Linked DNA regions of Homo sapiens: region 2 is linked to region 1. A link is an interaction called in ENCODE POLR2A ChIA-PET data of the cell type or tissue named here. Cell type or tissue: GM12878. All regions are shown on one strand. Each heading gives the region's core, and the rest is flanking DNA. Links, peaks and the distances in the headings are about the cores only.

Region 1 (7,247 bases), core at 1,202-6,201:
TTTTGAGACAGAGTTTTGCTCTTGTTGCCGAGGCTGGAGTGCAATGGTGCAATCTCGGCTCACTGTGACCTCTGCCTTCTGGGTTCAAGTGATTCTCCTGCCTCAGCCTCCCGAGTAGCTGAGATTACAGGCATGAGCCACCACGCCTGGCTAATTTTGTGTTTTTAGTAGAGACGGGGTTTCTCCATGTTGGTCAGGCTGGCTCCAACTTCTGACCTCAGGCGATCCTCCCGCCTCAGCCTCCCAAAGTGCTGGGATTACAGGCGTGAGCCACCGCACCTAGCCCCACTTTCTTTTTTTTTCTTTTTTTTTTTTTTTTTTTTTTTTTTTTGAGACTGAGTCTCACTCTGTCACCCAGGCTGGAGTGCAATGGCGCCATCTTGGCTCACTGCAACCTCCACCTCCCGGGTTCAAGTCATTCTCCCACCTCAGCCTCCTGAGTATCTGGGATTACAGGCACACGCCATCTTGCCTGGCTAATTTTTGTATTTTTGTAGAGATGAGGTTTCACCATGTTGATCAGACTGGTCTTGAACTCCTAACCTCAGGTGATCTACCCACCTCGTCCTCTCAAAGTGCTGGGATTACAGGCATGAGCCACCACACCCTGCTAAGTAAACTTTCCACCCCAGTCTCTCTATCTCTTCTACCTCCTCTTTAAGGCCAATAAGTCTTTGATTTGCCCATTTGAGGCTATTTTCTAGATCCTGTAGATGTGCTCCATTATTTTTTATTCTTTTTTCTTTTGACTCCTCTGTGTATTTTCAAATAGTCCGTTTTCAAGCTCACTAATTCTTTCTTCTGCTTGATCAGTTCTGCTGTTGAGAGCCTGATGCATTCTTCAGTTTGTCCATTGAATTTTTATTTTAGCTCCAGAATTCCTGCTTGATTCTTTGTAATTATTTCAATCTCTTTGTTAAATTCATCTGATAGGATTCTGAATTCCTTCTCTGTGTTATCTTGGATTTTGCTGTTTCCTCAAAACAGCTATTTTGAATCCTCTGTCTGAAAGGCCATAGATCTCTATCATTCTGGAATTGGTCACTGGTGTCTTATTTAGTTATTTGGTGAGGTCATGTTTTTCTGGATGGTCCTGATACTTGTGGATGTTTGTTGATGTCTAGATATTAAAGATTTAGGTATTTATTCTAATCTTCACAATTTGGACTTCCTTGTACCCGTGCTTCTTGAGAAAACTTTCCAAATATTCAAAGGGAATTGAGTGTTGTGATCTAAGTCTTTGGTCATTGCAGTCATATGTGCATTACAAGGCAACCCAAGCCCAGTAACGGTGTAACTTTTGCAGACCCGTAGAGGTACTGCCTTGGTGATCTTGGATAAGATCCAAGAGAATTCCCTGGATTACCAGGCAGAGTCTCTCGTACCCTTCTCTTACTTTCCACCAAACAAATGGAATCACTTTCTCCATGCTGAGCTGTCTAGATTTGGGGGATGGGTGGCACAAGCACTTACATCGCCATCACTGCTGAGAGTGTGTTGGGTCACACCTGAAGCCAGCACAATACTGGGTCTCACCCAAGGCCTGTGGTGACCTGATATTTATTCAATGCCCAAGAGCTTTTTAGTTGGCTGGTGGTGAATTCTTCTGGGACTGTCTTTTGCTTCAGGGCAGTGGGTTCCCTTCTGGCCCAGGGTGGGTCTAGAAATGTCACCCAGGAGCTATGGCCTCGAATGGGGGCTTCAGGACTTTAGTGCTTTATTTTACTGTGGCTAAGCTGGTGTTCAAGTTGCAAGATAAAGTCCTCTTTAAGTCCTCTTTACTCTTTCCTCTCCTCTTGGAATTGCGAGCTGTGCTGCCTGGGGTTGGGGGACAGGCCTTGGCCATGTCAGCTAGTGTTTCACTGGGTTGCATGCACACCAAGCCTACTGGCTCCAAGGTCGGCCCAGTACTGCGACTTGCCCAGGAATTGTGGTCCTTGTGGCCTAAACTGTCTTTCAAGTTTATTTAGTACCCCAGAGCACTTGAGCCTGCAGTGGCAGGGCTTGCTAGAACTCCGGTTCTGACTACCAAGACGAACCCTTCTCCTCCAGCTAGGACTGGTCTAAATGCTCCCTCCATGGGCACCAGCCTAATTCTGCCCTGTGTTGCTTTCCACTGTATCAGGGCAGCACTGAGTTGCAATGCAAAGCTCCATAATGACTTCCCTCTCCCTCTTCCAAAGACACAGATTCTCTGCATCATGCTGCGCTCCTAGGGGAAGGGCGAAGGGTAGTGTGAGCAATTCAAGGCTGTCTTTCCCACCCTCTTCAGTGCCTCTTCCTTGATATGATGTTAAAACCAGGTACTGTGATTGCTCACCTTATTTTCTGGTTCTTTTGAAGGTGCTGTCTTCTGTGGATAATAGTTCAATTTGGTGTTCTTGAGGGGTGAGGTTGGAGGGGACAGGGTGGGATGATAGCTGGAGGGTTCTGTTTGGCCATCTTGCTCTCTTTATAGTTATTCTTCATTAAATAGAATCACCAAGGCAGGAAGGTGTCATTACTGCTTTGATTCCAGATGCCTCTAGGCTCGTAGGCCATTTGAAGGCTTCCAAAGCTCTGGCGATAGAATAGATTCCTTCATGGACCCCCATTCCTACTCCTCTACAGTATCCATGCCACGTGAAGATAGCAGTAGGAGAAGATTCCTCCAGCTTCCTCCAGAGTGTGAAGGGGGTGCTGAGGATGGAGCTTCTGAGCCTGAATCTCTGCCGACTCAGGAGACGTCAGAGTCTGTGTTCCGTGACTGGCTCCCCAGCAATCTCACCAGATGTGCTTAGATTTGGGTGGACTCAGTCACGCTGCCCAAAGCTGCATTCACTCATAGGGAGAGCAAGGGACCCACAGTACTGCTGCCATGTCCCTTTGAGGTGGCCTCTGTGTGCACCTGCTGGTCCTCCAGCCCAGTCTGCTCTCTGTACACAATCCCCATGAGCAGCATGAGTGCCAAGAACTGCTCAGTGCTCAGGTCTGGCACCTGGGCTTCTTTCACGTGCTCATAAGGCAGCCAGCGTGTTTCCCTAGGTACCCCGGAGGCTTTGGGCACAGAGGACCACACGTCCAGAAGTTTGGGCCATTCACATGTGTGCCATGTGGACCTCTCTGGAGAAGAGAGCTGGGTGCACATCTCAGCGTGTGCAATGGGCATGAGTGTGTTTGGCAAGCATGCTCAGGATGAAGATCACCCCCTCCTTTATCCCACTGCTTCCTGTAGCTTCCAAACCACCTCCTCAGAAGTGTCATCTCCAGCCACTGCTTCCTGTAGCTTCCAAACAGCCTCCTCAGAAGTGTCACCTCCAGCCACTGCTTCCTGTAGCTTCCAAACGGCCTCCTCAGAAGTGTCACCTCCAGCCACTGCTTCCTGTAGCTTCCAAACGGCCTCCTCAGAAGTGTCACCTCCAGCCACTGCTTCCTGTAGCTTCCAAACGGCCTCCTCAGAAGTGTCACCTGCAGCCACTGCTTCCTGCTCTTTCACATTTTCTTTCTTCTTTGTCTGTGCTCTGTGGTTTGGCATCTGCCCCAGCTGCTCTGCTGCCGTCTTGTCTACCATCCATGCATGAATGACTTCCTTAAAAACACCGCCTTGTCTTTCCGTGGTCCTTCTCCTTTTCCTTCCTTCCAAAGTTGTCACCGTGGACCTCCTCTTCCACCCCCGTTCAGGAAACTGTTCCCTCAGGCTCACCTGACCTAGCCCTTTCCAGTTTCCTTAGCACCTGGGCAGGTCCTTCCGGGTGACTCATCCCATCCTAGCAAGCAGATTTTGGGGACATACCTAAGAGCTCTCCCCTGTTCTTCTGGTGAAGCATTTTCTCTTTTCAGAGAAGTCACTGCAAGCCAGGGTGACTTGCTGATTTGAATCTTCAGCCCTGACTCCTCTTCTGAGTTATAATTACTGCCTGGACATTGCACCCTGGGGGATCTATTCAGACTGAACATGACCAACGGTGAACTTGTCTCCCCCACCTTCTGTCCTGCCCCAAATCCTCACCCTAGTATCTGTTAGGAGGGCACCTCTTTCAGCCCTCCAACCTCTAGAGCCAACTTTGACCCTTCCATATCCTTCTTCCCCTGGAAAGGGACACCAAGTTCTGCTTTTCCTTGAAAATCCTTTAGATTTGCCTCTAGTCTCTGTCCTTGTGACCTCTGGCAATAGCTTCTGCTCTGGGCTCCCGCTCCAGTGCCCCATTTCTGGACTTCAACACAATTTGTTTTCTTTTCTTTTCCTTTTTTTTGAGACCAAGTCTCACTCTGTCACCCAGGCTGGAGTGCAGTGGTGCGATCTCGGCTCACTGCAACCTCCGCCTCCTAGGTTTAAGGGATTCTCCTGCCTCAGCCTGGGACTACAGGCTTGTGCCACCACGCCCGGCTCATTTTTGTATCTTTTAGTGGAGATGGGGTTTCACCATATTGGCCAGGCTGGTCTTGAACTCCTGACCTCGTGATCCACCCACCTCAGCCTCCCAAAGTGCTGGGATTACAGGCATGAGCCACCACACCCACCACATCACCCTCTGCTCAAAAACCTTAAGTGGCTCCTTCTGGCCCAGGATGGGTCAAGTCCAGGTTCTAAATCCCCATGTAACCTGGCACCAACCTACCCATGTCCAACCATATTTCCCACACCCTCCCCAGACATTCATGGAACAGCTCTTCAAGGCACTGGCCCAGGTTCTAGGGGAATCAAGGAGGAGGAAGCCTGGTCTTCTCCTTCAAGACCTTTTCAGTGAGGTGGAAGCTGGAGGTGGGGCATGTAGCTAGGCACAGGAACTCTAATGACGATGTAAGTGGCATTGTCACAGGCAGGTCATGTGACACGGGAGCACAGAGAAGAGTACCATTAGGTCAGACATATCATACATGTGGCTTGTGACATCCTATCAACATGAAACATAGCTGTGTTTCTTAAGCCATTTTGTTCACAACACAGCCAATGAATTCTTGTGACAATGTACCAAATTATTCAAAACAAATTTTTTAGTAAAATAATAAAACTACTTTTCTCAAAACAGTTTGATTTATTTTCTTTTTTCTTTTTTCTTTTTTTTTGAGATGGAGTCTCACTTTGTCACCCAGGTTGGAGTGCAGTGGTGCGATCTCAGCTCACTGCAATCTGCCTCCCAGGTTCAAGCGATTCTCTTGCCTCAGCCACCCGAGTAGCTGGGATTACAGGCACACACCACCATGCCTGGCTAATTTTTGTATTTTTAATACGGATGGGGTTTCACCATGCTGGCCAGGCTGGTCTCAAACTCCTGGCCTCAGGTGATCCACCAAAGTGCTGGGATTACAGGCATGAGCCACCGCACCCAGCCTCAAAACAGTTTGATTTTTGAGGAAAGAGTGCCTCCTTTTCATTAATTTGCGGGGGTGGGGGGTAACAATTTGCCTGAATTTCTATATTTTTGAAAAAGCTCTTTTAAAACATCTTGTTAGATGGGGCACCATGACTCATGCCTGTAATCGCAACACTTTGGGAGGCCAACGCCGGAGGGCTGCTTGAGCTCAGGAGTTCAAGACCAGCCTGGGCAACAAAGCAAGACCTTGTCTCTGCTAAAAATAAGAAAAATTAGCTGGGCGTGACGGTGCGTGCCTGTGGTCCCAGCTACTTGGAGGCTGAGGGTGGGAGGATCGCTTGAGCCCAGGAGATCGAGGTTGGAGTGAGCTATGATAGCGCCACTGCACTCCACAGTGGGCAACAGAGCAAGATTCTGTCTTAAAAAACAAACAGAAAAAAAACGCCACAAAAACACTTCTTGTTAGGATAGATGTGGTGGCTCCTGCCTATAATCACAGCACTTTGGGAGGCCAAGGTTAGAGGATCGTGTGAAGTCAAGAGTTTGAGACCAGTCTGGACAACACAGCAAAACCCCCAACTATACCAAAAACAAAAAACAACCCCAGAACCAAAACTTCTTGTTATTGGTAAAAGTACTGAATTTTTATATGAACATGAAAGTTAAATGCCTGACTGATATGAAAATGGTCTTGTCAAATGCATGAAAAAGGAGCGGTTGTCTTCAGGTGAGATGAGAGTCATAGTTTTGGAGTCTTTCTGTAACGTGCTCTCATTTTAAGAGTTCCACTCAGCTGCTTCCTGTACAACCCTCCACAGAGAAATTCCATATGAAACCTCTGTGAACCGAGGCTGCCGTGTGAATCTCTCCCATCAGGAGAACTCCACTTCTGTGCAGTTTTCCAGCCTGTGCCTGTGGTCTTGCATTCCTGAGACTTTGTTGTGGATAAGAAGAAAAATTCTGTGGCCTTGAAACTGTGTCTGGATGGTTCCTCCATCTATTAGTTTCTCATTACATTAGTGGCTGCCCCGGGATCCAAGATAAACCATTTTCCCATGCCTGGTGAGAGACTGTAGCACAGACGCTTGATGTTTTATTGCCATGTTATTAGAACCAGCCTCCTAATTTGCACTGGAAAATTTGAGAGGGTAAACATATGGGCATATGTCTTCATGTGTGCCAAACTCACACTGTGGGCGCGCATGCGGTACACACACACGTTCCTTTTGTTACCTCTTTGAACTCTGAATGAGATTTTGTGAGTGTGCACCTGGGGTAGACCCCTTAGTATTAGGTACAAACCCCACAGCAGCCCGCCTGGGTTTTCTCCCTCACCTGAGCATCTGAGCCCAGGGAGAATAAGCAGGTAAGTGCCAGCCCCTTCCTGCCGAGGCGTGCAAACTCGCCTGCAACCCCTACTCCATAGCCACACACGCACTCACAGACTTAAGGGTTTGCAGAGCACATTGAGGCTTCCCTCAAAGCGCATTGAGCATCCGCATGGAGAGATCAAGGATGGGAAGGGTGCTGGGAGCAGTCGCTCATGCCTGTTATCCCAGCACTTTGGGAGGTTGAGGTGGGAAGATCACTTGAGCCCAGGAATTAAAGACCAGCCTGGGCAGCATGACAAAACCCATCTATACAAAAAATACAAAAATTAGTCGGGTGTGGCAGTGCATGCCTGTAGTCCTAGCTACTTGGGAGGTTGAGATGGGAGGATCAGTTGAGCCTGGGGAGGTTGAGGCAGCAGTGAGCCATGGTTACACCACTGCACTCCAGCCTGGATGGGTGACAGAGCAAGAACTGGTCTCAAAAAAAAAAAAAAAAAAAAAAGGGAAAGAGCTGCCTTGAGTAATTCCCAAACGGCATTCTCTCCTTCGTTTTTTTAATGTTTTGTTTTGTTTTTAAATGGAGTTTCGCTCTTGTCACCCAGGCTGGAGTGCAATGGTGTGA
Region 2 (7,247 bases), core at 968-5,967, 140 kb before region 1:
TAGAGAAGAGAAGAAGAAGGAAGAACAGATTCCATTCAAATACCAAGGTCATTGAGGGTTGATTTTTTGTTTGTTTTTCAAATGCAAGTTAGAAAATACATATTGACTGAAAAAGCAGACTAGGCTGGTATCTGTAGCATGGACACAGTGACTTCTGTCTATAGTATTCTTAGCAATTATGGCCACCAGGTCTGTAGGAATAATTATTAAAGGAAGCATATACTTAGCTATATCTAATTTTTAAAGTAATTATAATGTTAATGGGTTAGCACTACAGGATAATTCCTACTGTACAAACCTTGCACGGTTACATGTTAGTCAATTACGTATGATTAGAACAGATTCGGTAGTGGTGGGGTTTGGTTTTGGAGCAGGTGTGGGGAGGGTTCACTTGGTAGGAATGTTAAGCACAGCAAAATAAGTTTTAATTAGTGCCAAATTTTGCCTAGGGTATTCTTGGTGGGTTATGACTTTTAAGATGAACTAAGAGTTTACATATGGGCAAAGAAGTACATAAAATCGAACAAATTGTCATTCTTTCCAAAGAGCTAAACATTGATTGTGTTATCTAATTTCTGAAGACTTCCACGTAAATTCCCTCTGCCAGGGAGTTAGAAAAATAATTGGTATAATTTGTGCTACTAGAGCGTCTTGGAAACCCAGGCCTATAATAAAAGGCAATAGCCATCTTCTTACTAAGTTTTGGGAGTTCTTGTAGGCCTTGGCTATCTTGCATGAATTTTACCTGGTTGTGAGAGCTAGTGTCAACCTGATAATATTGATTATCCTTGCTCTAGAAGTTTGTTTGTCCCTTAGGGTGATGGTATACATCTAAACATTTTAGTGCTGGCTGATAAAAGAAATAATGTCAAACGTTTAACCACAAAAATCTCTACTGTGCTTTCTCGCATGATTACCATTAAGACGTTCAGAATTATCTATTTATTTGCCATTATTAGAGTAAGGATTTTATATGGAGTCGCTCTCATTTAATTTCTCACTTAATTTGTCATGTTGTTGATTTCACTGTTTACACAGTTTTTTTTTTTTTAACCATTTAATTTTCTATTTCATTTTCCTTTAAGTTCTGGGATACATGTGCTGAACGTGCAGGTTTGTTACATAGGTACACAGGTGCCATGGTGGTTTGCTGCACCCATCAACCCGTCATCTAAGTTTTTTCTTTTTTTTAAATTATACTTTAAGTTCTAGGGTACTTGTGTACAAAGTGCAGGTCTGTTACATAGGTATACATGTACTATGTTGGTTTGCTGCACACATCAACTTGTCGTTTACATTAGGTATTTCTCCTAATGCTACCCTTCCCCCAACCCCCCATCCCCCTGACAGACCCCAGTGTGTGATGCTCCCCGCCCTGTGTCCAAGTGTTCTCATTGTTCAATTCTCACCTATGAGTGAGAACATGTAGTGTTTGGTTTTCTGTCCTTGTGATAGTTTGCTGAGAATGGTAGTTTCCAGCTTCATTCATGTCCCTGCAAAGGACATGAACTCATCCTTTTTTATGGCTGCATAGTATTCCATAGTGTATATGTGCCACATTTTCTTAATCCAGTCTATCATTGATGGACATTTGGATTGGTTCCAAATCTTTGCTACTGTGAGTAGTGCCGCAGTAAATACGTGTGCTGTTTACATAGTTTTTAACTGTGGAATTTATTTTTTATTTCTGTTTTATTTTCATGGGCACAACAAACAGCAAAAAAGAAAATAAAAAGCACGTGAATAAAAAACGCATAACCAAATACAGGCATACCTTGTTTTATTGCACTTCACTCCATTGTGCTTTGAAGATACTGCCTTTTTTTTTTTTTTTTTTTTTTTAAATAGGTTGAAGGGTTGTGACCACCCTATGTTGAGTACCTCTCTTGGCACTATTTTTCCAATAGCAGGTGCCTACTTTGTCTCTATGTCAGCTTTTTTTTTTTTTTTTTTTTTGCAAAAAGTATTTTAAAATTAGGGTATGTACATTTTTGTTTTTAGACATAATGCTGTTGCACACTTAATAGGTTACAGTGTAGTGTAAACATATCTTTTGTGTGCACTGGGAAGAACAACTTATGTGCCTTAACCTTACTGTGATATCTGCTTTATTGTGGTGGTCTGGAACCAAAGTTGCAGTAGCTCCAAGGTATGCCTATACAGTGAAAAATAATCTCTGATTGTTTACCTCACAACTCTCCTTATTCAAAAGCAGTATCAATTTCCTGTGGTTTGTATTCTTTCTTAACACATTTTAAACATATGGTAGTGTTTTCATACGATTTATTGGTCTTTAGCATGGATTTTAGAACATAAGGTTTTCGTGAATAGTCTAGGGGATATAAAGCACCAGTGAATAATAACATTCCAGGAATCAAGTGTCCCTTCTGCATGGGATGACAAGAATCATTAATGCTTTCTGGGGAAAATAATGGAGTTTCCTATGGGAAAAATGTGTAGAGAGATAATATTGAAAGAGATGGGAAATACAGAACAGAGTTCAGGGAGATTAAGGCAGCTGGAATATGCAGAACCAGTAATAAAGAGGAAAAAGAGAATGCCAGGTGCAGCGGCTCACACCTGTAATCCAAGCTACTTTGGGAGGCACAGGCCAGCAGATTGTTTGAGGCCAGGAGTTTAAGACCAGCCTGAGCAACAAAGTGAGATGCCATCACTACCGCCAAAAAAAAAAAAAAAATTAGTTCGGCAAGGTGGTTCACACTTCTGTAGTCCCAGCTACTCAAGAAAGAGGTGGGAGAATCACTTGTGCCTAGGAGGTTGAGAAGCTGCAGTGGGATATGATTGTGCCACTGCACTCCAACCTGAGGAACAGAGCAAGACCCTATATCAAAACAAAACAAAACAAAAAACAGAAGAATCCTTAAGGCTGAGTATACTGGCTCAAACCTATAATCCCAGTACTTTGGAAGGCCAAGGCGGGAGGATTGCTTGAGGCCAGGAATTTGAGACCAGCCTGGGAAGAGCAAAACCATGTCTGTACTAAAAATAAAAACTTAGCCAAGCATGGTGATGGTGTGCCTATAGTTTCAGCTTTTGTGGAGGCTGAGACAGGAGGAGGCCTTAAATCCAGGGAGTAGGAGGCTGCAGTGAGCTATAATTAGGACATTGCACTCTAGCCTCAGCCTGGGTGACAGAGCAAGACCTCGTCTCCAAAAATAAAGGGGCGGGGGGATCTTTTCCATGACAGAGCCCCAGACTTCTGTTAAGGTTTTGTGGTAGATTGGATAATGGCCCCCTAAAAGGTATCTACATTTAAATCATTGGGATTTTTAAATATGTTACATTGTATGGCAAAAGGGACTTTTCAGGCCCTTTTAAATTAAAGATCATGAGGTGGGGAGATGAACCTGGATTATCCAGAAGGCCCAGTTTAATTACACGGGTACATAAGAGGGAAGCAAGTACGTTGAAGAGAAAAGGTGATGTGATAATGAAAGGAGAGAGAATTTGGGAAATGTGGAGGTGGTTTTGAAGACGAAGGACGGGACCATGAGCCAAGGAAGGCAGGCAGCTTGTAGAACCTAGCAAAGGTAAGGAAACAGATTCTCCCCTAGAGCCCTCTAGAGGGAATGCGTACCTGCTGACCCATAGTAGATCTTCAGAACTATAAGAGAATATATTTGTTTTATTCTAACTTCATGTTATTTTGTTATAGCAGCAATAAAAAACTGTTACAAGGCTAGGCATGGTGGCTTGCCTCTGTAATTCCAGCACTTTGAAATTACTTGAGACCAGGAGTTTGAGACCAGCCTGGGCAACGTGGTGAAACCACATCTCTGCTAAAGATACAACAAAAATTAGCTGAGCATGATGACGCACACCTGTAGTCCCAGTTACTCGCGAGGCTGAGGATCACTTGAGCCCGGGAGGTGAAAGTTGCAGAGAGCTGAGATCGCATCACTGCACTCCAGCCTGGGCAACAGAGTGAGACCTGTCTCAGAAACAAACAAACGAAAAACAAACCTAATGCAGAGCTCCTTGAGACTTTGGTTGAAGATTAAATTGAATATGCATAGGGTAAGACTTACAGGAGATAAACAGCTTGCAGGGAAAGAACAATGACCAGGGACTCTGTGTTAGCTAAGTGATTCCTAAAGCTTACACAGGTCTAGAAGATGTTAGAGTTCTGACTAGCCAGAGTGGAGAGACCTGGTTGAAAAGCCTAGGGCACTCAGTAGTGATCTTGCCAAGGGTACCTTCATGTGGGGCTAAATTAGCCATAGAGTAAAACCTGCCTGAAACCTGTCTTATTATAGATCAAAGGTAGCCAGAAATGTGGACATTGACATAAATCCAAATATAACATATGAAAATTCTGCAAAGGTGTCAGCTATAAATATTTTTTAAATAAATGTCTTCTGTAAAAGGAGGCATTCGTGGAGGCATGAACTGTACAGCTGAAAGTAGGCAAGGTGTCTCATGTTTAATATTTGTTAAGGGGATGTGGCTTTCAACAGTTAAGTATCTTTAAGTCTTTCAAGGGGTTAAGGGGTTCTGATTTGGCCATTTTCCCTTTGTATCTTCCCAGAAAGGATTGTTTCCTTAAGGATAAGATGCTGTTTTTAGATTTATCTCTTGATTAGGGAGACACATTCACTTAATCCTTCCAGTACAGAAAGACGCTTAAAAGGTTCACAGGCCGGGTGCGGTGGCTCACGCCTGTTATCCCAGCGCTTTGGGAGGCCGAGGCGGACAGATCATGAGGTCAGGAGATCGAGACCATCCTGGCTAACATGGTGAAACCCCGTCTCTACTAAAAATACAAAAAATTAGCCGGGTGTGGTGGCGGGCGCCTGTAGTCCTAGCTACTCGGGAGACTGAGGCAGGAGAATGGCATGAACCTGGGAGGCGGAGCTTGCAGTGAGCCGAGATTGTGCCACTGCACTCCAGCCTGGGCGACAGAGTGAGACTCCGTCTCAAAAAAATAAATAAATAAATAAAAGGTTCACAAATGGGATTACGGTGAGAAGTGGGTTTGAAACTTTGTTGCACATTAGAATCACCTAGGGAATTTTACAACTCTCAGTTCCTGTCTTTGACACTGCATGCCACTCATCCTCTTAGAATGGGACCCTGGCATCCACAGATGGTTCAGGTGTGCAGCCAAGCTTGAAAACAGGTGACATGTAAGTGGTTGACTTGGCAGAGATGTGAATTAATACTTGTGATTTTAGTTGTTTTTAAACATAACAGATGCAAGTGTTCATTGACAATTATTTTTAAATATATTATCTTAAATTTAATTATTATGTGTATTACTGCTTTTTCCTCAATTACTTTTCAAAGAAGTAACTATGTCTAAATGATTTAGGTCATTTGTCTCTTGTGTCTTGACAGTATGTAGTACTACTCTCTGGGTTGGGCAAGTGGACAAGAAGGCAACACAGCAAGACTTAACCAACCTGTTTGAAGAGTTTGGACAGATTGAATCCATTAATGCAAGTATCAGTTCTTAATAATTTAAGGTTTTAAAAAAGGAGGTTTTTATTAATACAAAGAATCACTTCTGTTCCTAATTAGCCCAGTAATGTCTGCCTTAAATAATACACATCTTTAAAAGGATTGCTTTACTTTGATAATGTCTGTGTTTATTTTGGTGCTGTTTCTCTCCTTAATTATTTTTATTTTTTAGTGGAATTCTAACAAAATGTTCTTGAGTTTTATAGCAGTGTACCATGCTTGATTCCTGACATCATCAAATGTTTGAGTTAGCAGGAACCCTATGTGTGGTCTGGTTTAATTCCTTTTTTTAAAAAACTGTCTCTGAGGAAATGGAGAGTTCCACAGAATTGTAGTCACTTGCACATGACCACAGAAGCAGTCGTGGAGACACAGCTGGACTTAGGATCCCAGTTTCTTTTGCCTTTTTCTTCTCACTCTCTCACCCTCTCGTGCTCTTTTACTCTCTTTTTTATCAAACAGAGCAAATGTTAGGTAAGAAAATCAGTATGGCCAGCGAATTGCTAGTAAGTTGAGCATAACTCTTTCACTCTTGATTCTTGCACTAGTTTTGCACCACTCAGTCTCCTCCTTTGAGTCTGTGTTTTATTCTTCATGAGGCCTGATGCTTTTCCCTGAGGGTCAGACATCTTTGGTTAGCTATTTTAATTGTTCTTTTATTTAAAAATTACGTGCTGTCTTTCTTCCTCCTGCTGTGTGGTGAAATGTTTTGTAGTCATTTGTTTGGGGAGACATTTATCCATCCATCCATCCATCCATCCTGGTAAACAGGAAGTATGAGGAGACTTAATTCATCAGGCGTCTGATTTCATTCCCTGTGGTTACAGTTTTATGTCTGTGGGATCTTTTTATCATTATTTATCAGAAAATTGCCCAGTTTTCCTTTCTAGTCTTAGTTCCCAGTCTTCCTTAAATGGCCAAACTTGACTTTTCTGTAATAGTAACAGAATTCTTTATTTGAGTTGAGTTGAACCATTTTGCATCTTACTTTTGACTGTGTGTGATCTTTTTGGAGCCTCATAAGAAGCTGGTTAAGTAATTCAAATACTGTTGTTTTCTAATGAGGAAACTAAGTGATTTGCTTGAGTTACACAGGTGATAAAAAGATGATTGGTTATGGATTTCAACTTGGGTACTTCAGATTTCTCTTTCTTTACCACAAGAGTGCTGTCGACCTCTCTTATTCTTTTGTCTTTTTAGATTTTACCTGTCAAAACATCACTGTCTTTCAGAGTCTATAATCATATACTTTCTCTGAAGTTTCTTTCTGATTTACCCCTACCTTTAAACTAGTGATTCTCAGTTCTAGCTGCATATCAGTAATATGTCCTGACATTTGAAAAATTAGGGATGCCCATGCTCGATGTCTTCAAATTTTTAGCAAAGTGTCACAGCTGCATAGGTGGTTCTGACGCACAGCAGGAATCATTGCTCTGAACAGACCTTGCATCCAAGTAGCATTTTGGATTTTCCTGTTTGATGATCGTATTTGTAATCTTTCTTGTATCACGGTCCCTTGAGCATCTGTTTGCCTTATCCCTCTCCTTTATTGTATTATGTTTTGAGAGCATAGTACTTATAAATAATAAGCACTAAGTTATTTTGTGAAATGAAGATTCATAATCCACTCATTTAATTTTGGGGACTTCAAAGACAAAGTCCATTCAGTTTGGCATTTAGTAGGTCATTGGTGAGCTTGAAGAGAGTAAAGTATTTTCCAGTGGGTTGGTGAGGAATTAGAGCTAGATTGTAATAGATAAAGAAGA

The links. ChIA-PET counts read pairs that join two places held together with the same protein. Peaks named below come from ENCODE experiments on the same cell type or tissue, not always from the same donor. Only the 100,000 strongest peaks of a DNase experiment are listed, where the experiment ranks them.
Region 2: POLR2A ChIA-PET joins it to region 1 with 5 read pairs; 2 of 35 experiments call an interaction of 5 or more read pairs at or near these places.

The regions. Positions count from the first base shown.
Region 1 is chr6:154,948,287-154,955,533 of GRCh38, forward strand. No RefSeq gene overlaps it. Among named protein-coding and RNA genes, the nearest start is that of TIAM2, 43 kb to the right of the region's middle. RefSeq lists an enhancer at 3,074-3,574. In GM12878, for the core only: no CTCF peak of the experiment used is centred there; a DNase peak (open chromatin) is centred at 3,505.
Region 2 is chr6:154,810,358-154,817,604 of GRCh38, forward strand. It overlaps SCAF8 (SR-related CTD associated factor 8), which reads left to right. Exons shown (of 20, transcript NM_014892.5): 13 at 5,359-5,459. Among named protein-coding and RNA genes, the nearest start is that of MIR1273C, 39 kb to the right of the region's middle. In GM12878, for the core only: no CTCF peak of the experiment used is centred there; DNase peaks (open chromatin) are centred at 3,854 and 5,084; H3K27ac peaks cover 631 bases.